Linked DNA regions of Mus musculus: regions 1 and 2 are each linked to region 3. A link is a loop called in an ENCODE intact Hi-C map of the cell type or tissue named here. Cell type or tissue: left cerebral cortex. All regions are shown on one strand. Links, peaks and the distances in the headings refer to the core of each region. The heading gives the core; the rest is flanking DNA. Region 1 holds the start of Tmem59l (transmembrane protein 59-like). Region 2 holds the start of Upf1 (UPF1 regulator of nonsense transcripts homolog (yeast)). Region 3 overlaps Crtc1 (CREB regulated transcription coactivator 1).

Region 1 (9,705 bases), core at 1,086-9,085, 71 kb before region 3:
GCTTGAAATGCGAGTTCCCGGGTGGTCCCACCCCACGGGTTTGGTAAAGGCCCCCAGCCACAGCTCCCTGAGAGTAAAGGGCTCGATTTCTCCCATACAGCCGTTCCCTTGGAGGCTCAGCCCCTTCCTTAAAGGTCCTCCAAGAAGCTTCAAATGACAAAGGAGAGAAATAAAAACTAATTCGGCCACTGCCATTTTGCTGGGGGCAAACTAGGCCACTTGTGCCTCAGTTTCTTCTTTTGTACAGTGGCTAATCTGGGACCAACTTAAAAGTTTACGTGTAAAGAATCAAGTACGGGAAAGAAAATCCCCCCAAACTTAAAACCTGATTAGCACGGTGGGATGCAGAGGTGGCACTGGCTTGCAGGTCTCCTCTGAGAAATGTGGCCAGGTGGCCTAAGGCTCTGTGGAGACCTGGGTCTTGGCTACATTTCCAGGACCATTGCCGCCCCTCCCCCACAACGCCTATTCGCTCCGGTCTCCATATAGGTAGAGAGGTAGGAATCTCGACTCCTGGGAGGCTTTTGGAGCAAAGATCTTTATTTTACTTGTTCCCGAATGCTCCTCCTCCCAGTCCCGGGTGGAAAGGGCTAACTTCCCCTATGCACCCAGGTGCTGCAGGCAACGACCTGGGAGCTGCGTGACTGAATGCTTTCCCCTTCTTCCCATACGTACAATCCATCAGCAATCCGGTTGGCCCTGGTTCCAAAACACACCCCCATCCTGAGCTTCTGACACACCCCTCTCCTGGTCCAGGCCCCTCATCCTCTTCCCGGGATGTTGCAGGCCCTCCTCTGGGCTCCTTCCGCCTCCCGGGATGTTGCAGGCCCTCCTCTGGGGTTCCTTCCGTCTTCCTTCAGTCTTTGTTTTCGTCACAGGCAGAGGGACTTTGAAAGAAATGAGACCCAACTCTGCCTTGCCACCCGTGCCCATACCAGATGCTCCCCTCTCCAGCTCGCTGGCTGTTTGGGCTCGTTGTTTTCAGGAGCCTTCCTTCTTTGCCTGTGGCTTCGGGGAAAACTTCCCTCGCGCCTTTTGTGAATTCCCACAACTCCCCAGCGACACCTTCACTCTTTCACCGTCTTTGCAGCACAGCTCTTGAAAGCGCCTGCTCTCTAGCCACTTACTTCATTTTGCTAGTCCTGAATACCTGAGGGCTTCCCAGATTCCATGCTGCTGGGCCAAGCGAGGGCCAGAGGAGTTCAGTAAATACAAAAAGAAAAAGTCATAAAAGAATCCTGTCCCTCCAAGAAGCCAGAAAACAGCATCGGCTAGTGTCCTGCCGCTGGGTTTCAGAGCAGGGTACTGCACACACCCCTCTTAGCTGTCTGACCCAAACTGGCACAGCCCTCTCTGGTGTTTAACCCCTACCCTCTGGATGACCTTTTTACCCTTTGGGGCAAAGAAGTTGGCCTTAAGGTGCACCCATCCTTTCCCTGTGTTCCCGTGGAATTAACTCTTTCCTCGCCAGTCCAGGCCTTTCTTTGCTTAGGAAAGGAAGGTAGTTATGGTGTACTTTCTGACAAATATTGACCTAAGTCATTGAAGGTGGCTGGGAATGTTAGAAGGGGTGGGTGGAAGGGCTCTTTATTAGCCCTGAACATTTTACCCAGGAATCTCCTGTGGAGGAACAAGGCAGGTTTAAATCAGAGAAATTTCCCCAGCCTCAGATTCCCAAATGTGAACCACTAAAGCTTTGCTAGAGCAGCAGGGCCAGTAAAAATCAAAGCCTGCCGGACTCAGAAGGGCAGAGCGGGGACCTGCCCTTCCCTGTGACCGACCATTCCTCCAGGAGCAGCCCTCCCCCTCCTGCCTGTACCTGGCTGCGCTCTGAGCAATGGGGTATTGAGAGTCTGCTTGAGGGCCTATGGGTGCTCCAGCCTTTCTCCCGGGGACAGCCTAGACAGTAGGGACACCAGACCTCAATTTTATAGTGTTTTGCAACTTAAGTACTAGATATGGATGTGGGGAGGTCCCAGTCTGGATTTGGGTGCTCTGGGGCCAACCAAGTCTGTGGTCCTTGTTCCTCTGCATCCTCAAAAGACTGTTGCTGAGTCCCAGGATAGCCAGTCGTATGGGGGAAGCACCGCACCCCTCCTCTCATCGCTCCTCCCTTGACAGCAGGCAGCGGCGCCACCCTGCCTTGCCGGGCTGGACTCCGTTTGGGGGTGGGGGTCAGCAGGGTCGTGACGAAGGCGGCCAGGGACAAAGGGCGCTTGTCTGCGGCCTGCCCTGACCGGGTGGCTGCTTCCCGGACGCCGGGAGTCCGCTGATTCACGCGGACAGCGCCCCCCGCCCCCGCCGCGCCGCCCCGGGGGGTAGGAAGTGGAGGGGGGGGGGAACGCGGGGCGGCGGCGAGTCAACTTTCCCTCTTAAGCCCCGAAGGAATGTCGGCGGATTTCCTGAAATCCGACCCCGGCCGCCCGCCGGCCGCCCGCCCCTCACCTGGGCCAGCTCCCCCGGGAACGCCAGGAGGGGCGTCGGGGCTCACCTGGGGGGCCGGGGTCAAGTCCTCTTCCGCTTACCCCCAGCGGCCTCGGGGAGCGGAAAAGGAGGGGGTGCTGGAAGCCAACAAACTTACTTTCAGCCCTGGGTCGCTCTGACTCAAACCCTCATGCCTCAGTTTCTCTCTCTGCAAAGAGTCATGGGAAGTTCTTTTTTACACTGGACGATGACCCCCCACACACACACACACACGGTGTCACGTGGCCCAAGCTAGCCTCGATTTTTCGGCCATCCTCCTGTCTCGGTCTTTCTTGTTGAGACTGTCAGGCCCGCCTTGTCATCAGCCCCCATCCTCCCTAGCTTGGCAGCCTCTGTTAGCCCTCTTCTGTATCATGTCACCTAAGCCCATCCCCTGTGCCATTCCGGGTTCCAATGACCTAATTTGGAAGGGGGACAGCCCTACCCTATAGGGTTTTTGTCAGAGAAAAAAGTCATGGCAAGAAAATCTTTGTTGAAAGGAGTGTTTGTTTGAAATTGAATGAAGGACCGTAATTGCAGAAGGGTTAAGTGCCCGGGACTCTGCAAATGACAAGTGTGAACTTGAATTCCGGCTCTGCCCAGGCGTCCGGGTGCCAGGTTTCCCACCTGTAAATTGGGGAAACAGGCTTTGCGTTTGGTTTCTTGAGACAGGGTCTCGCTCACTATAGAGGGCCAGACTTAGAACTCACGTCCTAACCCAGATTGACCTGGACCTCGCACCGATTCTTCTGCCTCAGCCTTTCCGCGTGTTGGGATGATGGGCATATGCCAAGGCGTCCGACTTGAGGAAACGGTTGGGGTCCCAGCGCACAGGGACCGTGCCCAGGGTGCGCTGGTGGAAGAGAGGCCCAGCCCGGGAGGGGCGGGGGAGGGGCCGCGCCGGGATCCAGATGTTCAGGTCCGCCAGGCACAGCCGCGCCTGATTAAGCCACGTGGGGGCCGGCCCCGGCCGCTGAGATGAAAGCAAACGGCCGGCGGGGACCCGGGCGCGCCAGCCCCTCCTCCCGACCGGAACCTGCGGCTCCCTGTGACCCGACGACCCTGCGAGCGGCCTCCTCGTCTACTGGGGCGGAGCGACTGGACGCGCAGGCCGCAAGGCACCTGTGCCAAGCAGGCCACTGGGGCTCAGAGCCCGCGCCCTGGCGCCCGGACGGAGGAAACCGTGGAGACCTCCGAATCCAGGACGGAAGCCACTGTGTCCCTATTTGCTTCAAGTTTTCCCACCAGATGGGAAAAGTGAGCGGCTCAGAGGCCTTGTTAGAGTGCTGGGGGCCTCCGAGTCCCAGGGAGACAATGGGTTCCCTCAGGTCTGTTTTTCCGCACTGAAATGGAGGGAGACCACCTTAAGTTTTGCTCCCTGAAGTTCCTCGAGGACTTCCTGGAGGAGGCAGCTGCCCCTAGAGTACCTCCCCCTAGAGTCTTAGTGTCCCGGAAGCAGGCCAACTGTGGCTGGTGGTCGGCTAGTTTCCGCGCCCTCAGATGCTTCAAATCCACCCCGGCTCCAGCTCTATGGTCCTGCTCGCTCCTTCTGGCCTCCCTTCTCCTCCACTCCCTCTCTCTCCACTCCCAAGTCTTTGTCCGCCTCCTCCTGGTCCTCAAACACCTCTTGTTTCCCCTCCTCCCTAACTGTCTTCCTTCCTTCTTACCATTTTTTACCCCTCCCCTCCCCCACTTTCCGTTTTCTTCCTCTTCTCATTCTACCTCCCCCTCCATCCTCCCAGGCCTTCAACCTCCTCATCCTCTTGGTCTCTCTCTCTCTCTCTCTCTCTCTCTCTCTCTCTCTCTCTCTCTCTCTCTCTCTCTCTCTCTTTCTCTCTCTCTCTCTCTCTCTCTCTCTCTCTCTCTCTCTCTCTCTCTCTCTCTCTCTCTCTCTCTCTCTCTTCTTTCATTGCCCTGTCCATACTCCTCTTCCCTTTTTAAAAAATTCCTTGACTAAGGATCTTAGATGCTCCCTGCCCCGTTGCTCTTGGCCTTCATCCCTGAGTGGCCTGAGATAGGCCTGTCACCGTATCTAGCCAGGTCCTCTTTGTCATTCCCGGCACGCAGATCCAAGTCCGGTCAAAGAGCCGGACCATGAGTATCAAGAATATGTCCCCGACCGGAGTAGAGATTCACCTGCCCGCCCCGCTCGCCGCAGCACACCCCCCCCCCCTTCCCAGGCTGCCTCGCTCAGTGACGTCAACACCCGGTCCCGCATCCCAGGGCCCGCGCTGCGCATCTTCAGCCATGGCTGCGGTAGCATTGCCGCTGCTGCTGTTGTTGGCGTCACTGGTCACCCCAACCCCAGCGCGTGACCCCTTCGCTCCGCAGCTCGGGGACACTCAGAGGTGCCAGCAGCGGTGTCGCCAGCACCACCCTGGCTCGCCTCCTGCGCAGGTAACAGATGGACTCTCAGGAACCCAGTGACTGGAAAAGGAGAGGGACCTGAGTGTAGGACCCTCAGATGGAAGAGGGGATGCGAGTACCTGGTATGCTAGTGCAGATTGGGGTCCTGGGAAGGGGCCTGGATGGGGGAACCTCGGATGAGAAAAGAGCTGACGTGGGGTTCCTCAGGTTGGCAGAGGGATGCGGGATTCTGAGAGTCCCTAAAGAGATGTGGGAGCCAGAGAGTCCTCTAGAAATAGTGGGGCGACAGGATGGAGGATCTTCAGGAGTGGGAGGAACTGAGGTGCCTGCAATGAGGGTGTCTTGAAGGGGGAGGGGTCTCTCAGAACTGCCCTTCCTTCTAGGAAGGGATCAATTGGCACCTGGGGTGAACACTGTAAGTGGGGACATGCCAAAGGGAGGCTGAGACCTGCACCTGAGAGGTCCTGGAGCACACCCCACCCACAGTCCAAGGCTACTTGGTGCTGTCCCTCCTTCCCCCATGGGCTCTCTTCTCTTCCCACGTTCCTCACTGCCTTCTTGGAGACAGTTCTGCTCCAGGCTGTTCCCAAGTGCAAGCTCTGCCTCTCTCTGAGAAGCCCTCTGCCAGCCTCCATCCTGGAGAGGCCACTGTGCAGGCCACTATCCAGCCTGCTTAGAAAGCTGCTTGCTGTTTCTCAGAAGGCACCCCTCCCCCCATGATGATCCTGGCTTTCTGAAACCTGACTTCAGTCTCGTGGATTCTTAGGGGGACCCCAGCCTTCTTCCCCGAGTACCTTTGCCTGAGTCTCTTATCTCCCTTCCCAGCCTGAGCCAGAGGGTCCCTCAGAGTCCCCGAATAACAAGGCTATCCTGATCAGTGCTTGTGAGCGTGGCTGTCGGCTTTTCTCCATCTGCCGCTTTGTGGCCAAGAGCTCTAGGCCCAATGCCACAGAGACAGAATGTGAAGCAGGTGAGTCCTCCAGGGCTGGGTGCACTTTGGGGGTGCCTGCAGCAGAGGTATCCTGGGAAGCAGCTCCCAGTGACTCCATCCTGTGGCCCACAGCCTGCACAGAAGCTTACGTGAAGGCAGCGGAGCAACGGGCCTGCAGTGAGGGGTGCTGGGGCCAGATCCCTGAACCTGAGACCCAGCTGGAGCAGAAGGTGAACCCCCTAACCTATAAATCCCCATCTCAAAACCAAGCACTCAAAGAAAGACTGTGTGGCTTCTTCCCCTTAAGTGAACACAGCTGACATATGGCAGGGCAGGGGTCCCTGTTGGATACTGAAACTCAGGTTTTCTTACACTAGTTGTCTAAATCAGCACAGCCCAGTTTTCCAGCACCAGTTTGTCTTGGGCTTCCTCTTCCTAGGACTTGGCTTTGGACCCGCCCAGGGGGCGCCTCTCCCTTCGGTACCTGTTTTCCATGCTCTGTAGCGACCTGATGAGTTCTGCCCAGGGCTTTCTATCCTCCTCCTGGACATATTCCCTTCAGACAGACAACCGGAAAGTGGTGGTGTTCCAGGTGAGAGAACAATGGCACAGTGAACCGGAGTGGCATCCCGTGGTTGCCTCATGGTATATGAAGTCCTCATGAGAGAACTTCAGGCAACATTACATCCAGGAACACTGTTCTTGCTATCCATGTAGGTCCCGGTGACTGAACTCAGTTCATGCGGCCTGGCAGCCATTACCTTAGTTCACTGAGCCATATTACCTGCCCTCTGTTTGGGGCTTTACCTGAAAAGGGTTTACTCTGATTGGCACTGGCTGGTTGGGTCACATGACCATGTAGGTCAATCCTGTAATTCTGTGTCGTTGGCTTGGGCATCTTCCTGTTTCTAGGGATCATCAGAGGTGTTAAGGCTAATGGATACAGCCCATGGGATGGTGTTCTCCCGCTTGACTCCTGGGAGAACTGGGGGCCACCTGGACAAGGAACTCTAGCCCTCTTGCATCTGAGATGAGTCTGCCAGGGCTCAGAGGGTACCTCTGTAACATTTTGTTCCCTGCTCAGACTCAGCCTGTAGCAGAGAACTTTGCATTCCAAGGGAGCCATCTGCAGCGAGTGGAGGTGACCTGGAGGAGGTCCCACCCCAAGGCCCTAGAACTGCACATGGGTAAGATTGCAATAGATCCATGATCAGTGTCGTGGAATCCATAGTCTCCCAGGGTCCAGTGGTCCCAGGATTCATGGTCCACCTCCACATTCTGTGGGTCATATTCCAAGATCCCTTGCACCTCTATTCCAGCCCTACACATCCTCCTGCCCGAGTCCTGGCATCTATTTCCCACTCCTTACCAGGCTGTCCTTCTAGCTGAGACTGGGACTGAGATGCCCCCCACCTTTCAGACCCTGTAGGCCCCTTGGACAAAGTGAGGAAGGCTAAGCCCCGAGTGAAGACCAGCAAAGCCAAGGTAGAGTCTGAGGACCAACAAGAGAGTGACTTCCTCAGTTGCATGTCCCGGTAGGTGCCAGTGGTCTAGGCTGGGCTGGGCGCAGATATGGGAGGCTCAGGTAGCTGAGCGATGCCTGTCCTTGGTACAGGCGCTCCGGGCTGCCTCGATGGGTCCTATTCTGCTGTCTCTTCCTGTCCATCCTGATCATGCTCTGGCTGAGTTGCTGCACTCTGGTCACCACACCAGGCCAGCACCTCAAGTTCCAGGTGAGTAACAGTCATGATGGCTAGGGCTGCATGCTGGGGGGGGGGGGTCCTGCTTGCCTTGGGAAGCCAGACAAGGCTCTTTTGCCCCAATCTATACAGCCTCTAACTGCAGAACAGCACAAGGGCCTCTTGGTGGAGTCTGACTGGCCCTTATACCCACCCCTGCCGCCGCCTGCCTATGAGGACAGCACACCTCCTTACAAGTTGAAGCTTGATTTGACCACGCTGTAATCTCCAGCCTACTGCCAAGTGCAGGGGCCTCCCTACGTTCTGTACCCTAAATCCCAAGGTCAGGTTGGGGACCAACCTTGGGCTTATCCACCCCCCAGTCTTCCCTCCCTCTCTTGCCAGCACATCCCTTAGTCCCCTTGAGACAAGTGGACCTAAGTGGCCGAGAGAGGAGGGTCTGGCCTCCTTGGCCCCCCATCTTGCTTTCCCAGGGGCTGGCTTATTGACATTCCTCACATGTTCTGAGTATGGAACCTCATCTGTGTTGCTTTTTCTTTCTCTGTGTCCTCACTGTGGGGCTGAGGTCTCAGGGGCTCCCCTCTGCTAAGGTTCCTTCCCTTTGTCTCTGGAAACCCAACCCCACAAGGACAGAGTGGTGAGAACTCCTTCCTGGGAGGAGATAAGGAGATATAAACCTTTAAATAAAGTGAATAAAAAATAGGGTGGCTGAGCCTGCTTCAGTCTGTGCCTGCCCTAGGGTGGGCTGGGTGGGTTGGGTTCTTCCAACTCTGGAGAAGCCCAGGAAGTTCTTAAAGAGCAAGAGGGACACAAACAGGTCACAAACCTAGTGAGTGAATGTCCCTGACAAAGCCCGTCCCACCTGTGTAGCCTGAGTGAGGTTGTGCCCTTTACGGACCTGATGGCCCTCCTGTAAAATCAGTAGGTTACCCCCTTGAAATCTGCTGATAATTTTGTGATTATCTGGCATCCCTTTTTTCTCTTAGGGGCAGAGCTCTGACCCACTGCTAACAGACTTAGAGCCCCCTGTGGAGTAAGAAGATCCTAGGCATGAGTCCCTCACTAGGGGGTTCTAGGCAAGGCTACACCCACGAGCCATGCCCCCAGCCTCTTACTGGGGGTTCTAGGCAGGGCTCCACCCCTGAGCCACGCCTCCAGCATCTCACTGGGGGATTCTAAGATGTCTTTCAGCCACTGAGTCGCACCTCTTGCCTTTATTATGCGGGCTTTGTTTTTTGGTTATGTAGGCCAAGCTGGCCAAGAACTGTCAATATTCCTCCCTCAGTCTGAAAGCGAAGTAAGTGGGGTGTGCCATTAGGCCCTCTTGCAATGACTTTTGGAGTGTATCCTCAGTAGCATGAATTCTGTGCACAGGCTGCAGAGGGCCTCACTGCTGGAGCACTCTTGTAGCAATCCAAACACCTTGGCACTCTCCCTGGCACTGGGAAACAATGACCACCCCTATACACACACACACACACACACACACACACACACACACACACACACACACACACACAAAATTAAGTGCCTACTCTAACCAGTTAGCCCAGTTCCAGTCCTCACCTCTGGGAACCTCTAAGTAGCCTCCGTTTTTTCCTGGAACTCTACCTTATTCCAACTTCATGCTTGTCCTCTCACCTCCTGATCCACCTTGGTTTCCTTGACAACCCTAGATCCTCTTGCCCTTACGACCCTCTCCAGTTTCCCTCCAAGTCCTATCTAGTCAAGAACAAGTTTGATTACTGACATGGATGTCTTCTGGTTTCTATTGTCATACAGCACCCCCAAATACAGCTGTACCATCAAGGTCCCCACAGTCTAGTTGGAGTCACCAACCCTTGCTCACTGTAATCTAGTCACAGGATCACAGAAATCTGTCTTTCTTCCCTCCCTCCCTCCCTCCTCCAGGCTGGCTGCTTGACCCTCCTGCCTCCACCTCCCAAGAGCTGGAATGGCAGGTATGGGTCACCATGCATAGTTGATACAGTGCTGGGATGGAGCCCTGGGCTTCATAGGTATGCGGGACAGAGTTCAGCCCTTTGATCCAATTTGAGCCTGTGTTACCTGTGTTTCTCTTTACCCGGTTTGGCTTTGACTGCAGCTTTCCTGCCTTTACAGTCAGATCACAGGATTTGCAGTACCTCAGGGACACCTGGAATGGCTTGGGAAGGACTCAAGTATCCTATGAGGAACTCAAGGCTGCTCTGCCAGTTAGTAGCCACTGGTTTCTACCAAAATATC
Region 2 (9,705 bases), core at 679-8,678, 61 kb after region 3:
CATACCTGCAGCCTTAATGCTTCAGGAAGAAGGGGCAGAAGGAAGTGCTGGAGCTTGCTGGCTGGCTGCCTAGCTCTGGGCTCTGTGAAAAGTGCCACCCGGCAGAGGCTGGAAGAGGAGAATGCTAAGCAGGACACCCGACACCTCTGGCGCTCTGCCACATTCATAGCCTAGGCCATCCTTGTGAGTGAGAGCATGCATAACTTCTGTTCTTCACCATGGCCACCTCACTCATGGGCACCTTGGACAGTGACAGGGGAGGCCAGGAAGGAGGTTGCCTGTCTAGAGAATGCAGCATACTCTCCACCCACTTATTCATCTGTGCTGGGCCAGTGAGATGTCTCAGCAGGTAAAGGATGTATTTATTTATGTATGTATATAAGTACTGTAGCTGTCTTCAGACACACCAGAAGAGGGCATGGGATCCCATTACAGATGGTTGTGAGCCACCATGTGGTTGCTGGGAATTGAACTCAGGACCTCTGGAAGAGTAGTCAGTGCTCTTAACCACTAAGCCATCTGTCTAGCCCCCCTCTGACTTCTTCATATGCACTGTGGTAAGGGCTCCTCATTTCAATAATAAAATAAGTGTAATTTTTAAAATGCTGAGGTCCCCCATCAGTGTATATCCACGTGGGATGGGTCTCACTACCTAGAGATTTGTCTACACAGTCTATCCCCAGTCCCATTTCCTTCACCAATTCTCCTATTCTGTTCCTTCCAATCTCCTGGTCTCCCATCAGAAGTCACAGACACGGCCTGTGAATCAATGTGTAATTACAGGACCAGATTGTACTACCTCCAGAGTGAGCACCAGGTGTGCAGGTAGAGGTTCTAGCTAGCCAGGAGGATCGGCCTTCAAAGGCATCCTCCAGGGATGTCGCAGGGCAGGGCTTCAGCTCCACAGCTGTCCACTGTGGGGTTAGGGGCTGCATACGGTGCAGAACCATCTACAAAACAGGCCAAGTCCTCTGCCTTCTGTGTAAATCACTGGGGCTCCCCAGGATCTGAGCTGTGATGGCTGAGCTAGAGTAACAGCTGTGAGGGCTGTGTGTATTTGATTATTCTTTGGTTTTGTAGTTTTAAGATAGGCAGCCCTGGCTGGCTTGGCACTTGCTGTGTAAACCTGTAGGTTGCCCCCCAAACTCACAGAAATTCCCCCTGCCTCTGTCTCCTGAGTGCTGGGATTAAAGATGTGTACCACCAACCTTGGCTTTATTGATTTATTTTAGAAACAGAATCTTGCAGTGTAGCCCAGGCTGGCCTTGAATTCATAATCCTCCTGCCTCAGCATCCCCAGTGCTGAAGCTAAAGGCTTGCACTACAGCAGGGTGTGGTGGCGGACGCCTTTAATCCCAGCACTTGGGAAGCAGAGGCAGGCGGATTTCTGAGTTCGAGGCCAGCCTGGTCTACACAGTGAGTTCCAGAACAGCCAGGGCTGTACAGAAAAACCCTGTCTCGAAACCTCCCCCAATCCCCCCTGAAAAAAAAGCATGCCCTACCATGGTTGGATTGAGCTGTCTTTCTCTGAGACCTGGTCTGAACTCAAACTCAATATATAGTTTAGGATGACCCTGAACTCTTGATTCTCCTGCCATAGGGCCAGGTAGATTTTAGATTTTGAATTATGTATGTCATTGTGAATGTGTATTGTGTGAATTGTGAATGTGTGGGAGTGTGTATGCAATTTGAGTGTGTCTGAGTGTGTGTATGAGTGTGCATGAGTATGTGTATTGTAAGGGTGTGAATGTTTGTGTGAATGACTGTATGTGCATGTGTGTGAGCGTGTGCAAGTGTAAGTGTGTGTGTGTGTGTGTGTGTGTGTGTGTGTGTGTGTGTGTGTACATGGGTTCAGGTAGCACTGGAGGTCAGAAGAGTCCATTAGATCCCCTCAATCTGTAATCTCAGGAGACTGAGTTGCCCACTGTGAGTTCTGGGAACAGAACTGTGTCTTCTGTGAGAGTAACAAGCCCTCTTATTCACTGAGGCACCTGTGCTGGCTGGTACTGTGTCAACCTGACACAAGCTAGAGTCATCAGAGAGGAAGGAGCCTCCCTTGTGGAAATGTCTCCATGAGATCCAGCTGTAAGGCGTTTTCTGTTAGTGATCAGTGGGGGAGGGTGCAGCCTATTGTGGGTGGGGCCATCCCTGGGCTGGTGGTCCTGGGTTCTATCAGAAAGCAGGCTAAGCAAGCCATCAAGCAGCCCCCCTCCATGGCCTCTGCACCAGCTCCTGCCTCAGGTTCCTGCCCTGTGTGAGTTCCTGTCCTGACTTCCTTCATCAATGAACAGTGATGTGGAAGCTTAAGCTGAACAAACCCTTTCCTCCCAACTTGCTTTTTTGGTCACAGTGTTTCATCACAGCAATAGAAACCCTGACTAAGACACTATCTCTCAAACTCTTGATTCATTTATTTGATTTATTTATTTGCTTTTCAGATTGTTTCATTATGTAGACCAAGCAGGCCTGGAGTTCTTAGTCACCTGCCTCATCTCCAGAGTGCTAGGACTAAAGGTTCTGGCCTTCTGTTTTGATTTTTAAAAATCTTTTAGATTTATCTTACAGGTCTGGATGTTTCCCTTCGGGTACCTTTGTACATCACGCTTGTACCTGGTGCCCATGCCAGGTACCCATGGAGATCAGAAGAAAGTATCAGGGGTTACAATTGCCACGTGGGTGGGGTGCTGGGAACCAAACCCAGGTCCTCTAGGAGAGCACCCTGTGCTCTTAACCTCTGGGCCATCCCTCCAGCCTCCTATTCTGATATTTTTTTTTTTTGAGAGAGAGGGCCTCTCATAATGTTGCACAGGCTGGGATAGTGAGAAATTTTACAGTTTTGGTTTCTTTGAAAAACACAGAAATATTATAAGACAATGTTTTGGTCACTTTAATCCCAGGTGTGGAAGATGGGGCAGCTTTGTTCCCAGTGTCCATGGCAGCTGACTATGATTTGTCCTGTGCTCTAGCAGGGGCGTGATTGTGCCAGCTGCAGAGAATTTCTGTAACTGTGTGGCTCTGGAACACTGGGGACTTTTCAGAGGGTATACAAATGTGAAAGCCCCAAGAGGGGTGGGGTGTTGGTTAGTGATTCGTTGCAGTTTGCTATGTAGTTACGCACAAAGAAGATACACAACAAGAAGAAATTAGATATCCTGATGGCAAAGATCAAAGCTGCCTGCAAGGAACTCAATAACTCCTAATCAGCAGGAAATATTCTAAACCTATTGTGGCCCCCTTTTCAATCCCTGACTTTATTTAAAGATCTCTTTCTTCCTTTCCTCTCTGTTTTTTTTTTCTTTCTTATCTAGTTTTAGGGGATTGAAATATTGGAAGAAAGAAGAACCCACAAAGTATCTACAAGCTGGTCTCAAATTTGTTCATCTGAGATGACCTTGAAATCTTGTTTATCTCCTGAGTGCTGGGGTGGGGGAGGGGGTGGGGCCAGCTGTGCACCACCACACCCAGCTTGTGAGAAGTTGGAGACAGAACACAGGGTCCTGTGCAGTCAGATAAAGAGGTGTCCTACTCAGTTACCAGCACTGTACAATAACTGAGCTCCAAGCTGAGCCCCAGTACCAGACTTTGGGCCACTTCATTATGTATCTTTCCTGTCTTGAAGTCTGAGACCCACCAAGTGGGTTCATCTTCCCATGGCCGGAGGTTACAGACCATCAGACATGAGTCAGTATATAAACTACAGGTCTGGCCATTTTTCCTTCCTAACAAAGTCTATTATTTAAAAATAAGAGAAGGAGAAGGAGAAGGAGAAGGAGGAGAAACAGAGTGGCCCCACACTTCCTCTGTGACCTTAGTTTAACAAAGCACACATTGCTGTGACACTGGGACACTATTGAGAAATCTCAGACATGCATAGCCTGAGCACAAGCCTGTGTGTACAGGACATTCGCCACAGGAGCCCTTGACTTCAGACGATGCTAGGTGTGCCTCCTCACCCTCCAGCTTGTGTGAGGCAGGGTCTGTCTCAAAAAACAAAAACAAAATTTTTTTTGGTCTTTTTTTTGTTTGTTTGTTTTTGTTTTGTTTTCTCTGTATAGCCCTGGCTGTCCTGGAACCCACTTTGTAGACCAGGCTGGCCTCAAACTCAGAAATCTGCCTGCCTCTGCCTCCCAAGTGCTGGGATTAAAGGCATGCACCACGCCCGGCTAATTCTTTTCCACCGATTTCAGTGGGACTGAGAGCACACCATGTGCCACATGCAGGATTGGAGGACTCCTGCCTGAGAAGAGGTCTTGAGCAATTACTTGTCTTGTTTAAAGATTTAATTAATTTTTTTTGGGGGGGGGTTCTAGAGACAGGGTTTCTCTGTGTAGCCCTGGCTGTTCGGAACTCACTCTGTAGACCAGGCTGGCCTCGAACTCAGAAATCCACCTGCCTCTGCTTCCCAAGTGCTGGGATTAAAGGCGAGTGCCACCACCGCCAGGCTTAATTTTTTGAGACAATGGTTCTCTTGTTTATCCTGAATCTCACTTTTTTTTTAAAAAAAAGATTTATTTATTTATTATATGTAAGTACACTGTAGCTGTCTTCAGACACTCCAGAAGAGGGCGCCAGATCTTGTTAGGGATGGTTGTGAGCCACCATGTGGTTGCTGGGAATTGAACTCAGGACCTTCAGAAGAACAGTTGGGTGCTCTTATCTGTTGAGCCATCTCACCAGCCCCGGAATCTCACTTTTTAAACCAGGCTGGTCTCGAACTCTCAAAGATCCTACTCCAAAAAGACAACTGAAGTCTGGACTCTGGTGGTTTAATCTTATATCCTGTTGACTGACCCAAGAGGTTGATGAGATGGCTCAGTGGGTAAAGGGGCTTGTCACCAAATCCGAGTTCCATTATTAGGAGAGAACCAATACCTGTAGGTTGTCTTGTGATCCCACACATGTGCTGTGCATGTACAAGTGTGCCCACACACAACTAAATAAATGTACTAAGAATTGAAAAACAACAAAGCAACAGAGAACCTTTTATTGAGCAGTGGCTACAGGCACTACTGTCCCTCTATGGAAGGTTGCAGCGAACTGGGCTAACTAATCCTTGGCCTGATGGAACATTTACTTATCTGTTTTTGTTTGTTTCATTGTGTTTTTTAGCCAAGTTCTAATATACCTCAGGCTGGCCTCAAACTTGCTATACAACTTAGGATGACCTTGAATCCTTGCTCTGTCTCCATCTCCAGAGTCCTGGGAGACTGCGCCTCTACACTCAGCATCTGTTTTTGTGTGTTTTGAGATGATGTAATGTTGGGTGTCCTGAACTTCGCTCTGTAGACAAGGCTGGCCTCAGAGTTACAGAGATCTCCCTGCCTTCGACTCCTGAGTGCTTGGATTTTAAGGAGTGTCCTTACTGGGAGATCCACCCAAGCAGAGGCAGCCACCCTCCTGGGTTTTTCCCTCGCAATAAATCTCGTGTTAGGTTTGTTGTGTGCTGTGACTTTGTTCTATTTCTTGGCTCCCAATTGCCAGGATCTTTTGGAGCACAGCTGAAACACTTTGGGGAACCACCTCCACCCCTCCCCCTGCCCAAGCAGAGCAGATACACTTCTGTGGGGGGAATGCCTTTCCCTTCAGAGCTGCAACACTTACACTTCCTCCACTGAAGAGTGGGAAGGAAACCCAGGGAGGAGTGTTTCTCTAAGTCTCGCAGCTGGCTGTGGATGCTCATCAGTTGGTAGCTTCTGCCTAGCACACAAGAGCCCTTAGTTCCGTGGTCAACATTGCATGTACACCTGTCACCCCACCACCAGGCACTTTGAGGCAGGAGGATTCCCCCGAATTCCAAACCAACCATGGTTACAGTGTGAGACCCTCAATCAAAACCAAAACAGGCCGGAGAAATGGCTCAGAGTTGTGCACCCAGCGCTTACAAGAGGAGCTCACATCCATTCATAACTAGTTCTAGGGGACCTGACCCCTTCTCAGCGATTCCCAGGCTAGCTCGGACCAGTGCGACTTGATCGCAAGACAAAAGAAGCATTTATCTTCACAGGCTTCAGGAGTGCTCGGGGTAGCAGTGACTACCATTTGGCAGAGTCCCCGCTCCCTACTCATTTATTCAATCGATGAATACTGAGAATGGCCACGAGCCAAGTGACAGACGGGGTAACTAAGGTTCAAGGAGTGCAGGTGCGTGGTCCCCGTGCCACAGGCTCCACACCCAAAACCTTCTGGAGAGAGCCTCAATCAGCACCTAACGAACATCCAGCCCTGAAGCCCGGAGGTGAGGACGTCGCATGCGCGCATGCGCACCGCTAGGCAGCAGTTGGGGCGGGGCCAAGTTCGCGAGCCCAGGTCCTTTAGGCGGTTGAAGGCCCGCCTCTTCGCGCAGGCGCACGGCGAGTTCCGCCCTCCCGCTTAGCTCCCAGTGCTCCGGTGCGGTTGGCTACTTTCCGGGAGGAACGCGCGCGCCTGCGCCGGCGTCGGACTCGCGCACGCGCATCTGTGCCGGCGTCCGGCTCGCGCACGCGCACCGCAGCGGTGGCGGCGACGGCGGTTCCTGTCCAGGGGTCTGAGAGCGGCGGTCGGCTTTGAGGCGAGCAGCGTTACGGAGGGGCGCGGCGGCGGCGGCGGCGGCGGCGGCGGCGGCGGCGGCGGCGGCAACTCAGAGCTCAGAACCGGCGGCCCGGCTCTGCTTTCGGAGGCCGACTCGGAGCCCGCCCGGCTCTCAGGGCGGCGGCAGCGGCTACTCCGGATTACGGCCTAGGCCTAGCCGAAGCCTCGGGCTCGAGTGCGGTGAGGCGCCCGCTGAAGGCGCGGCCCGGGCGGCAGGATGAGTGTGGAGGCGTACGGCCCCAGCTCGCAAACACTCACCTTCTTGGACACTGAGGAGGCCGAGCTGCTCGGCGCCGACACCCAGGGCTCCGAGTTCGAATTCACCGACTTCACCCTTCCCAGCCAGACGCAGACGCCCCCCGGCGGCCCCGGCGGCGCGGGAGGCCCGGGCGGAGCGGGCGCAGGCGGCGCGGCCGGCCAGCTCGACGCACAAGTGAGTTGAGCGGCGCATGGCGGCGCCGGAAGCCGGGCGGGCGCGGGAGCTGCGGCGCTAGATCCCAGTTAACCAGCCTTGGGCCCCTGTGAACCTGAGCCAGGTCCCAGTTAGACGGCGCTGGTCCGAGCTACCGGCTTCAGGTCCAGTTAACAAGCCTGGGTAACTGCTTCCTGCTCTGGCTCCTTAAACATTAAGTCCCTATTGGCCAGCTCCAGTTACCCACCCTGGATTCTTGTTTAAACTGCCCAGGTACCCGCCACCTGCCCTAGGTCTCTGGTACCTTATTACCAGATCTGGTTCCCGTTACTTGCCCTTTTCCCAGATCTCTGCTTCCACCCTATTCCAACTACCTCTTCCAGGTCTACCTGCCACAGTCATTGCCACCTGACTCAGGTTCCTGCTACCTGCCCTAGTCCTTGCTGCTCTGGCCCACCCAGCTACCTACCATCTTCTCTGATTCCCAGCCTCTTGTCCCAGCTACTTGCCACCTGTCCTTTTTTCCTCCACCCTGCTAGGCTGGGCAGTGACCTGCATTAGTGTCCCTCCTGTAGCGCAGGATCTGCTCGGCTCAAGGCTTAAGCCAGAGCTTCCCTCACTCCCCTCCTAGGTATGTCTAAGGTGACCTGTCCACAGTTGCTATCCTCTGGACGGACCCACATTGCCCTCCAGGGTCACCTGTTTGGCTAGTCCAACCACCCCATCTCACCCTTTTGCCACTTCATCCACCACCCCCTCCAGCCAGGGTTCAAGTTCAAGTTTGGGTTAGGGGTTCCCTGGAGCAGAGCCAGGGTTTTGTCGCCTCAAGTGGAAATAGCCCACTTTGTGGATGGAGAGGTGACTGCCGGTTTGTTTTTCCTTCTGGGTTGCCTGTTGCTGAAACCGGTGTTATGTAACTCCTAGGCTCTGCTTGGAAAAGTTGGGTTTGAATTTTGTTCCTTACCCACAATGGGTACCACATGGGTGACTGTGCCTTGGGGAGGGGCTTTTGTTTTGAATGATAGGCTGCCGATGTAGGCATTTCAGGTTGGGCCAGGGCCAGGCCCCCTCTGCCTCCCCATCAAATGCTCTCCCTCTCTATGGCTGGCTTGGTGTCAGGCACCTCTTGGCTTTGTTTTCCTGTATTCTCTCGGGGAGGGGGGGGAGCTGCAGGCTAGAGCCACAGGTGTTCTTGTAGTCCATCTGTACTTAGGGCTAGGGAGCCACCACCAGTCTTCAGCAGTGATCTCAGACCGCATTCTGGGAGGGCCTTCAAGCTGGCTGGTTGAGTCATGCCTGTGGGTAGACCACCCACTTGGGCTCATTTTCAGCCCGAATAGAAGGAGAGGGCTGACTCAGCTCCTGTTGCGATGCGGATCAGGTGTGCCAGCTTGTTGTTTCTAGCTGTTTACCTTTAGTGTAAGGAGGTGGGGAGAGGGCAGATTGCCTGGAGGAGTGAGGTGGCCCTGCAAGCTAGTCCTCCTGTTAGTCTCCCCACTGGGTAGACCTTCCTTGTTTCCTTTGGGCCTCATGGACCTGGAGAAGGGCTGTGATGGCGCAGTTGGGGAGACGAGTGGAAGTGGCCTGCTTCATCTCAAGGTCTTTTAGCTCTAGCTAATGTGCAGAGCAGACTCAGGCTGTGCGTGTGCTCACATGGGTGTGCCCTGCTCCGCCAGTTGAAATCATAGATTGAGCCATGAGCTGCCACCCACCTGTGGCCTCTCATCACAAGGAAGGGAGGGAGCGCCTTCAATCCTGTATTCGGAGGACCTGCATCTGTGGGGAGAAAGTGAACAGAATTGGAAAGTGGAGAGAAACTCCTTCCTTGCATACCCAGGGCCCTCTGCCACCAAGAAACATTGATTTTCCTTATTTGTCCTTTGAGGTAAATGGGTCACACAGCCTTTGTTCAGGGGGTCCAAGGAGGCTGGACCCCCCACCCAGTAGGTTGAGCTCCTCCTGTTGGCCAATGGAGGTCCTCTCCCAGCTTTATTGAAGCAGGGTCATGGAGCTTGCATTTATCCCTGGAAAGCTGGCAGCACAGTGGCCTTTTGGGCCAACATCATTAATACCAAGTAATATCCTAGCATCCCGAGTCCCTGCACCCTCAGCTTCTCTTCAGCCACCAATAGTCCTGTGGCCTCTGTGGATATAAATGTCCCAGGCCCTTCCTGTGCTGGATAGATAGCATAGTATACTTGTCCTGTGTCTGTTGTGTTTGTGGCTCACTACTTTGAAGTGCAGACCAAACTCGGGGCCCTGTTATTGTTGGGCAGACACTCTGTAGGCTCTGCCTACCTCCTCACTTGCTGTCATGACCTGAGTGCCCCTTGCTGGCATGTGTTGGTGTTTTCTTTTTGCGACGGAGTGACTGCACAGCACAGACCCGGAAGGTGCTTGTGGGAGAAGTTTGTAGGGGAAGCTTGTTCTGGAGTCTTGTGTGGCTCTGGATGCTGACTGGGTAGAGATTTGACCCTGAAGTCTAGATGTTATCTCAATATCAGAGAACCCCCATTTTCTGTGCGAAAGGCCCCACTATTCATTAGAACCCTGAAGGTCCAGGTAGAGTGTCCCTGAGATATGACAGGCTGTTTTTTTCCCAGTTTTTGACTCTCAGATTCCTATTTCCTTGGAGTACTGAAAGGTGACTTTAGTTGTCATTTGCATACAGGCTTGTGGGAGAAACCCCCCCTGTTCTTCTCTCCTGAGCACTGCTCTCACCTTTC
Region 3 (9,705 bases), core at 838-8,837:
AGATGTGTGGTGTGCAGCACAGGGCTCCATTCTCTATCTGCCTTTGCTGTGGCTTTGACCATCTTATCATCCCTTGGCTTCTGGCCACATCCCTCTCCTTAGGTCCAGCCCTCATGTTTCAGACCTTTAGCTGACTCGGCAGAGACCCCAGTTTTTAATGCAGCTACCTTTAGAGGTTTAGGTAGGTGTGAGTTTCTTGGTAGGGCACAAATTTGTTTAGTGAAGTGAGGGGGTGAACAGTCCCCAAGCCTGTTCACCCTAGGCTATGTAACTAGACCCTGTGTGGTCGGTCACCTGCCCCACAGCCTCCTGCTGCCTCCCATCGTAGGTCCCTACTTACATGGGGCGTGACTCAAGCACAGAGCTTAAACCCAGTAAGTGTCCCATACTTAACCAGCCTGGCAGGGCCCAGCCCAGCCAGGAGTGGGCGGCAGCTGGTCAAGCCCTCAGCTCAGCACAGAAGGGCCCAGTGCTGTGCACTCCCGCAGGAAGACCTGACACCTCTGGGCTCTGCCTGGTCTTAGCAGGCTGTTGGTGCTGCTTCCCTGAGGACTTGAGGTATGTGGGTATTCTAGGCTTTCCACATTTTCATTGTTTTTGAGACAGGGTCTCTCATGTAACCCAGGCTGACTCACTGTGTGAAACCAAGGATGACCTCAAATCCCTGATCATCTGCCTTCATCTCCTGAGATTCAGGCTCGTGCCACCATACCTGCTGTATGTAGTGCTAGGAACAGAATCCAGGGCTTTGTGCGTACTTGATGAGTATCCTGTGACTTAGCTACAAGCATTCCACCTACTGAGCTCCAGCTCCAGTCTCCAGCACAGCTAGGTTTTTTTGTTTAGATTGGTTTGGTTTTTGTTTCTTGAAACAGGGTTTCTCTGTATAGCCCTAGCTGTCCTAGAACTTGCTCTGTAGAGCAGTCCGGCCTCAAACTCACAGAGAGTTGCCTGCCTCTGCCTCCAGAGTGCTGGGATTAAAGGTGTGTGCCCAATGCCCAAGACACCTCCCATTGACTCATGGGACAAGCTGGCTTTAACAGAGACTCCTTTCTGACCTGTGGCCCCTTGGTGCCTCAGTTTCCCTTACTGGAAACCAAAGACTCAGAAATGTCTCTTCCCTTTGTGAGACCCCACTCAGGAATTGGAACTTGGCCAATTGGAAGGGCTGGGGTACCCTATGGAGGAATGAGGGCCCCACAAAAACAGCTGTTCTGCACAGACCCCAAGGGACCCGTCATAGCTCTGGGTCCAAGTGCCTGTGTCCAACCTCCACCACCGTCTGGAGAAACAGCCGGCGCCGCCCGCCACAGACCCGCTCATTCCCGGGTCTGGAAATTTGGCAGCGGCTACAGAGCCTGATTAAAGCATTCCGAGGCTCCGCCGTGCTTGTGTACGGAGTCTGTGTTTATAGTGGGCTGGAGAGATGGGGGAGGCCAGAGGCCCACGGGGGCTGTGCTGACTCAGCCTGGAATCTGCATGCCTGTGTCCTCCTCCATGTATTCTATCAACCTGGGCATTGTTCCCTTCTGAGGGCAGAGTGCCCTCAGTGTACCAGGTCATCCTGGTGACACAGCAGAGCAGAGATAAGAACCCAAATGATACAAACATGGTGGCTTATTATTCCCTGTACTCAGGGACAGAGACAGGTGGATCTCTGAGTTCAAAGCCAGCCTGGTCTACATATTGAGTTCTAGAATAGCCAGAGCTACATAGTAAGACCCTGTCTCAAAAATAAAATAATTTTTTAATTGGAAAAAAAACCCCAAATATAAGAGTTGGAACCTTTGGCTCTTTCAGAATCAAAAGTATGAAGATCAACTGGGTAGTAGTGCATGCCTGTCATCCCAGCACTGGAGGCTGCAGCAGGGGCTTAGAGCCAGTCTGGGTTATATGAGACTATCTAAAAAAACATGATCAATCAGGCAATAGAAGTACCCGCTGCTCTGCACAGACCTGAGCTTGGCTCCCAGCATGTCTTTAGGGACCTCGGAATCCGACACTTCTGGCCCTGTGCACTCCTGCAAACAGGTGTGGTTCGTGCACACAATTAAGACAATTTAAATGAAATCATAAAAATAAAAGTTGAGCTTAGTGGTTGGTGCACACTTGTAGCCCCAATGTTCAGATGCAGGGCAGGAAGCTTAGAGTCTGAGATCCTGTCAGGGCAGAGCACTTGTCTAGTGTGCTTCTAGTCTTAGGCTTCACCCCCAGCACTGCGAAAACAAAGAGACCCAAAAAGGAACAAGTGTTGGGGAGGAGGTGAGGCTGGAAGCTTCGAGCTTGTGGGAGTTTGACACATGCAGCTGCCGGGGAAGACGCCACAGCCAGGGAGCCCAGAACTGCCAGGCAGCGCCACAGCTCCCCCCCTGGTGTGCAGCGAGTCAGCTCCCACTCCTCCAGGTGTACGCTAGGATCTGTAGGCAGGGGCTCCAGCGCACACTTGCATACTTAGGTTCACAGATTATTCCCAACCGCCAAAAGATAGAAAAGCATGCCTAGTGTCAGTCATCTGAGAAATAGATAAACAGTGACGCTGTGTGCTCCTCCTGGGGCATGCAGTGAGCCAGATGGACCCCAAACACACAGGACATGACAGAAGCCAGACTTGAAAGGCCACATCTTGTATAGCTGTGGGGCCGAGAAATGTCCAGAACATCTAGAGAGATGGGAAGCAGGGTTGGGGCTGCCAGGGTGAGGAGGGACTGGCCCGAGCCCCTCGCACACTGTCCGTAGTTGCACCAGGCTGCCCCTGCCAATCCCTCATCACTGCCACACTTAAACCTCGGGTGCTCTAGGTTACTGGATTGTGCTCGGGTGGGTCCGTCAGGCATGTAGGGCACGTGAGAAAAACATATCCTGGCTCTGGCTCAGGCATCTTCCTTTAGACTTGCAAGGGAGCAGAGAAGGAGACGGTGGGTGGCTGGGGTGAGCACATGAGAGCCTGAGTGCTGGTCCCCACGCCCTGCTGAGCATAGGGTCCTGCCTTCAGTCCTCAATGGCTCGTATGGGTCCTGACTCCCATCCACGGCAGAGAGGGGAAGAATCTAGAGATCAGGTATTTCAAAGTCTTAGAATAGGGGCACACAAACCCTCTCCACAGGAGTGGATTGGATGAGAGGTTACAGTTCTTGTCCCCATCTTCCTTGCCACGCTAGAGCCCTCTCTTCCCATTGTTGGAGATTGTAGCAAGCCAGTCCTTATTGCCTGGTGGCTGGTTCTGCTCCACCTAGGTGAGCTGAAATCCTCGTGTGAGGCCATGACAGTGCAACAGCCTGGCTCTGTGGAATCTAAGAGCTTAGCTGTAGGGAGCAGATGGTACCTCTCCGGGAGAGCTTGGGGACGTGGGTGGTGACAGGGCTGGGGCAGCATGGGCAGGGGAGGCAGTCAAGGTGTCCGATGTAGTGGGGAAGGAGTCCCAGTCTCTATCTAGGCGTGGCTTCAGTGCTGTCTTAGGTCCCTGCCCTTGCACACACTCCCCCCAAGGCCCTTGTCCCTGCCCTCCTGCACTTCAGCAGCTCCTCCAACTTTCCCTGAGCTTGCTGCCTCCTGCTGTGCTTTTAGAATCCAGGGAGATTAGCTCTCCCTCTCAGAGAACTCTGGATAGGTGGCCCAAGGGTGGGGCCCCCCAGGACTGTGTGCTATCGGCCTCTCCTGGGGTGCATGCTGCCCTAACACTAGGAAGGCCAGGGTTAGTCTTTGAGCCTCTTTCTCCATTTCAGCCATTAGCAGAGGGGCAGCTGCCCTGTCCAGGCACAGCAGCTGTGTCCCCACCTGAGGTCCCGAGAGCAGCTCTTCTGGATAATCCTGCAAGTGTTTTTCTAGCTGCTTTCCTGCATAGCCAAGCCCTGCTTCTCTTCCAGGCTCTCTTCCTGGCTACCATGGAGGTGACAAGCAAGCAGGAGATAGCCCTCTGTTAAGGAGGTTCAGATGGTAAACTGAGGAATGGAGAGTTCCATGGAGCTCTAGTCAACTGCCATGCCCCTTGCTGGTTTCCATGCAGAAGCCCTGAGGTAGCTGCTGCTGGCTTATCTGATGCAAGGCTATGAGGCTGGAAAGAGCAGAGGGCCAAGCCAGTGGAAGGGAAAGCTGAGCGTGCAGGGAACACACATCCCTTTCGTAGCCTTCCCCTCCTACTCTTTCCTACTAGACTCTCTGCACAGGACAGAGCCCCAGTGTCAGCTGGCCTGCTCTCTTTAATATCTTTACAAGGCCAGCCTGTTGCCATGGTGACTACAAGCAGTCCTGGCCTGCCCAAGGCCACTCCATCTGAACATTGAGTCTAGGAGGGGATAGTGGGCGTGGGGTTGCTCAGATCTCCTAGGGAAAATGGGGCCTGCCAGGTCCTTTCCCCAGGAGATACCCAGAGTGGCTCCATACAAGGCCAGAGGTGGCTTTTTTATGACGCGCTGGTCATACCATCCCAGGGAGTTTAGCCAGAGGGATGCCTCCACTGAGCTGTCCACCTGGGGAGGTGCTCCATCTGCAGTGGGAGGGGGGGGTCCCCCGGCCCCCTATAAAACAGCCCCACCACCACCTTAGCTACCTCCTAGCTAGGCAGGCCATGTCTCTTTGGCAGGCATGCCTCTTTCCCAGGCGTGAGTTGTCCATCAGGGGAGTAGACTGTACTGTGTCTCCCCAGCAATGTGTCTTCATGCTCCAGAGGCAGGGGCTGTGACCTTATGCAGAACTGAAGTCCTTAATTAGGGGGCTGGAGAGATGGCGCAGGACTTAGGAATTGTAAGCACTGTTCTTGCAGAGAACCTGGATTCCTTCAGGCTCCAGGTGTTACAGTGCCCCCTTCTGGTATCTTCAGACATGTGCACATGCCTACACACAGACACCCACCCACCCATGTAATTAAAAATAGAATAAAATACATGGTTTTGTTTTGTTTTGTTTTGTTTTTGAGACAGGATTTCTCTGTGTATCTCTGACTTTCCTGGAACTCTCTCTGTAGACCCAGCTAGCCTCTGTCTCATAGATCCACCTGCCTCTGCCTCTTAAGTGCTGGTATTAAAGGCATGCACCACTATACCTAGCTAAGATATATGTTTTATAATATAGTCTCAAGGTGATTCCTGGGTTAAGGTGAGAGCCAATTCCCAGGGCTGGCTCAGTGCCCTTTGGTGTCTGTTTGGGTTGGGTGTCAGGAATTCTGTGGACACAAAATTCCCATACTTAGGTCACTTTCTGATTGGGGGTGCTATGAGAGTCTGCTAATTCTTCTAGAAACTTCTCCACTGAACTTGGTTGGGTTTTTTGTTTTTGTTTTTGTTTTTTTGGTTTTTTGAGACAGGGTTTTTCTGTGTAGCCCTGGCTGTCCTGGAACTCACTCTGTAGACCAGGCTGGCCTCGAACTCAGAAATCCGCCTGCCTCTGCCTCCCAAGTACTGGGATTAAAGGCCACCACCACGCCTGGCCCCACCAAACTTGGAATACCTGTGTAGTCTTCAATTTTTTTTAAAATCTACTTTTTTTTTTTTTTTTTGGTTTTTTGAAAACCTACTTTTAATAAGAGTTCTGAAATGCTTTAACCTTCCTTCTAGCCCATCACCCTCCAGAGATAGTGAAAAGAAATAGTGTATTAGGATACAGGGGAAGTGAACCATACCTGTTTAGAAACAGTTCTTTGGGACGAGTTCAATCTCTAATTGTCAGGATATCAGGTGTCTAGTTCAGTTGTGTCAGGAGAGCAAACATGAATCAGCAGTGGTGGCATGACCCAGCAGAAACACCCAGGCCTCAATGAATCAGCACAAGTCAGCAGGAGCCACCAGGACCGGCAGGAGAAATTCTATATTATGCCTCTCTGAATGAAGTGAAAATCAGCAAAGATGAAGATATGAGTGAGACACTGAAGCATTGTAAGTCCAGCCATGCAAGCTTGCCATCAATGTTGGGTCCTATGTGTACTCCCTCCTCCAAACATCATGTGTCCTTCCATGGGTATTGCCTCACCACGTGAGTCTGTCTTAGCAAAACTCAGCCGACATCACTCTGCCAGTCATCCCAAATCTGAGGAAGTAGCCAGAAGCTGCCAGAAAACCACCAAGAGTTTTGGTGCATTTCTATGAAGTGAGGACAAACAATGGTAATTAAGGAATGGCAAGGTGTACCAACACCATCCAGTGTCGCCTGCGTCTGTTGTGTCCTTCTTGACATCATGTGTCTTCTTACATGTTTGCTTTAGCAAAACATCCTCTCACATGTGTCTGCTTTAGGAAAACATGTCTGCCCCAGCAAAACACCATCTGACAAAACTGACTTTCCAAAGAAGCCACAGGTTTCCACTTCACAGCTGACTCCACCAAGCTGTGGGGATCATCACAGTGGCGTAGGAGTCGGAGGAGTCTATGGGTTCTTGTAAAGCTGACCTTTCTGGGTGCTGCTGATCATGGGGCTCAAAGATACTGAGGTCTGTGCCATGCGAACAGAAGACAGAAGTGGACATGGACTGAGGCCAAGACATAGGAGGTACAGTGTGGACTGTAGATGCTAGAGCCATGACCCCAAGTCCCAGGCTGCCTTGGGTTTGTAGATAGACAAGACAGAAAGGAGCCTCCAGGGGAACGGAGGCGAGGAATGTCCATGGCTTCAAGCCATCCTGCTTGCGGTAGTTGGGTAGCTCTAGGATTGTAACCCAGTCTTACCATATTCAGTTGGGATTTGCTGTAACTTTAATTTTTTAATATTATTTTTAATGATGTTTTTAAAATGTTTTAACCTCTTTTTAGCACACTACCCAATAGAGGTAGTGTAAAAGAAAGGATATAGGGGAAGTGGAACTGTTTAGAAAAGTTTTTTGGGAGCAACTTTGTCAGTGTTGTCTGGAAATTGGCAGTTCAGTTCACAGGTTAGCGGCGGCAGCTCAATCCACTTGTAAACGTCTCATGGAAATACTGGGGCAGCAGCAGCAGTGGCACCACCTAATAAAACAGCCAGGCCTCAGCCTCGGCTCGAGTCAGCAGGAGGGACCGGGAAGATTGTCAGGAGAAGTTCTTACCACAGGACAGCAATGTAAGGTACAGTAGGGACACTCCCACCCTGACTCCAATGGCCAGGCACTGCTTTGAAGGTCAGCTGGATAGAGGCTGACTTTCTAGAAGGATCCAAGGCTGCAACCAGCAGGCAGGAAATGAGGCTAGGCTTGCAGGTTCCACTCACCTGCCCTGGTTCTGAATACAAGCGAGCACAGTCTCAGGGACTCCATACTGCAGGCTCATGATCCAAGAGTGTAGGTCAGCTCGTGGCCAAGAGTTGTTGAGGGCCATGGGGTGGAAAGCAGAGCCTATGGCCAAGCTAGTGATGAAGTCCTTTCTGCAGTCCGGATGGCACCCAGCGATGCAGAAGAGTGGTGCTTGGAGCCCTCTAGCTGTGTCATCTGTTTTCTCTAGTGGCACCCACCTGTAATCTCAGCACTCAGGCTGAGGCAGGAGGATTACCAACAATGGGGAAAGTGAACATGTGAGTGCCTGCCTGCCTACCATCCATTTAGGTGGGCTCTCTGAATCATGGAGAAGGCTGTTTGGAGAACTGGAGGTCCTGACTTTGGACCCTGGGCTTGACCTGCAGTATTTGAGCTAGAAGGCTGTGATGTTAGCAGCTGTGAGGGTGGGAGAGAGGAGGTGCATGACCAGTGTGGGCCCTGAACTCTGCCCAGGGCAGCCAGGAGTTGCTGTAGCTCCTGAAGGTCCCTCAAAGGGCCAGTGTCCATATGGCAGTCCAAGGTGGCCAGTGTGGCCTGAGGATAAGTGGTCCTCACTCTTCCTAACGCTGCAACCCTTTAATAGAACAAGTTCCTCATGTTTTGGTGACCTCCAACCATAAAAAGATTTTGTTAGTACTTGATAGCTGTATTTTTGCTGCTGTTACGAATTATAATGTAAATATCTGATATGCAGGAGATCTGATTCGCAACCCCTGTGAAAGGGTTGTTGGACCCCAAAGGGATCTCAACCCACAGGTTAAGAGCCACTGCTTCAGATGCAGTGTGGACTATCCAAGGTGGGCAGCTCCAAGTGAGCACGCCATTCACCCCTATTTCCTCACATTTATTTATCTATGTGCTCATTTGCTCGTGGCCATTATTCATTCACTCATGAACTCATTCATTTATTCACATGCTCCCTCACCCATGTGATCAAGGCTCGCCGGTATGTCTCAGGAGCACAGCATAGTGGGAACAGGGCGTGTGGTTTGGCAGTAGGCAGGGGTGGGGGTGGGGGTGGTACTTACAGGATACAGGCTGAGATCTCATCACCCTAGATTCACTGTCTGCCCTGACAGTGTGCTGGGAAGCCTCAGAACTCTGAGAGCTTTTGACTCACAGTTACAGCTTATTCCAGGGCAAGGACAGAACTTAAACCAGACAGGTAAGGAGTGAGTGGCCTAGAAGACATGAGACAGACCTTTCAATTGTCCCAAACCCGTGGCATCAAATGAGTGTGGTCAGCCTGCTGGCACCAGAGTATGCCAGCACAGCTATATTGCCAGGGCATCTGGGTTCTTGTGGGGCTCAATCTTTCAGACTGAGTAGCCACTGTCATGGTTGACTTCAGTGTCCAGTGTCTAGCTTCCTCAGAGGTCAGGCTGATACCAGGTTGCCTTGATGCTCCAAGTACATAGTGACACTCCTCAAAAATGTTTATCCATCCATCTATCCACACACACCCCCATCGTGTGTGAAAACATGCTGTGTGTTCTGGGGTTCAGAGCCTGCCTGGTCAGCTATGGATCCACCAGCTTGCACAGCCCATCTTTCATCCTTGTTGCAGAGACCAAGTCTTGATAACAAGCGTTGGGTGCTCCTGAAATTAGAGGAACAGCTCTGGAAAGTCAGCCCTGATAGGGCAGGGCACCACCCCGCCTGCTAGCCCTTGTGCACCTGGGTTTTGAGTTTTTGTTTCATAGCTGGCTGGCCCACCTGTGCTCAATCTTTGAGGCTCTTAGGTGGCTTAGCACATTGGGGTTGGGTTGGCGAGTTTTTCCCCTGGTATCGTTGCTGTTGCTCTAAAGGGGGAGCTATGGTGCTTCCCATCACTGTGGAGAGGGCCTGGCCTTGGCCTGCTGTTCACTTCACATGCAGACTACCAGGTGTCCCCATGGAGGTTAAACTAACAGAAATCCTCCACTCCTCTAGTAACTTGCCTTAAATTTTCCTGCTTCATACAGCTGTTAGGGTCTCATGTAGCCAAGACTGGTTGTCCTGGCTGGTTTTATGTCAACTTAACACAAGCTGCCGTCATTAGAGAGCAGGAAGCCTCAGTTGAGAAAAATGCCTCCATACGACTGAGCTGTAAGCACACCTATAGGGCATTTCCTGATCAATGGGGGAGGGCCCAGCCCACTGTGGGTGGTGCCATCCCTGGGCTGATGGTCCTGGGTTCTGTAAGAAAGCAGGCTGAGCAAGCCATGGAGAGCAAGCCAGTAAGCAGCACCCACCCCTCCCTGGCCTCTGCATCAGCTCCTGCCTCCAGGTTCCTGCCCTGTGGGAGTCCTGTCCTGATTTCCTTCAGTGATGTACTACAATGTGGACATGTAAACCGAATAAACCTTTTCCTCCCCAGTTTGATTTTGGTCATAGTGTTTCATCACAGTAACAGAAACCCTAAGACCCTGGCCTTGACCTCCTGCCCTTCCTGCTTCAGCCCCCATCCTGAGTGCTAGAATGACATGTATGAATTGTGACCTGCCACAGTTGTA

What was found. Hi-C counts contacts between places; a loop is a spot of excess contacts. Peaks named below come from ENCODE experiments on the same cell type or tissue, not always from the same donor. Only the 100,000 strongest peaks of a DNase experiment are listed, where the experiment ranks them.
Region 1: it touches region 3 in a loop (2.7-fold over the local background); 3 of 42 quality-filtered maps call a loop at or near these places.
Region 2: it touches region 3 in a loop (2.3-fold over the local background); 2 of 42 quality-filtered maps call a loop at or near these places.

What each region holds. Positions count from the first base shown.
Region 1 is chr8:70,482,323-70,492,027 of GRCm38, reverse strand. Tmem59l (transmembrane protein 59-like) reads left to right here and starts at 4,680. Exons shown (of 8, transcript NM_182991.3): 1 at 4,680-4,860; 2 at 5,656-5,800; 3 at 5,894-5,991; 4 at 6,201-6,353; 5 at 6,846-6,948; 6 at 7,182-7,296; 7 at 7,377-7,494; 8 at 7,594-8,173. The coding sequence starts at 4,711. The coding sequence ends at 7,725. 1700020G03Rik (a long non-coding RNA gene) reads right to left here and starts at 4,221. Exons shown (of 2, transcript XR_870493.2): 1 at 3,174-4,221; 2 at 1,337-3,090. In left cerebral cortex, for the core only: no CTCF peak of the experiment used is centred there; DNase peaks (open chromatin) are centred at 4,744, 5,111 and 5,425; H3K4me3 peaks cover 3,064 bases; H3K27ac peaks cover 1,359 bases.
Region 2 is chr8:70,350,073-70,359,777 of GRCm38, reverse strand. Upf1 (UPF1 regulator of nonsense transcripts homolog (yeast)) reads left to right here and starts at 6,499. Exons shown (of 24, transcript NM_030680.3): 1 at 6,499-7,000. The coding sequence starts at 6,785. In left cerebral cortex, for the core only: a CTCF peak has its summit at 4,526 (motif pointing right); DNase peaks (open chromatin) are centred at 6,742, 7,071, 7,896, 8,290 and 2 more places; H3K4me3 peaks cover 3,108 bases; H3K27ac peaks cover 3,185 bases.
Region 3 is chr8:70,410,786-70,420,490 of GRCm38, reverse strand. The region is part of intron 1 of Crtc1 (CREB regulated transcription coactivator 1); the gene reads left to right. Among named protein-coding and RNA genes, the nearest start is that of Crtc1, 24 kb to the left of the region's middle. In left cerebral cortex, for the core only: CTCF peaks have their summits at 2,360 and 4,806 (motif pointing left); DNase peaks (open chromatin) are centred at 2,310, 3,330, 4,162, 4,780 and 1 more place; H3K27ac peaks cover 4,003 bases.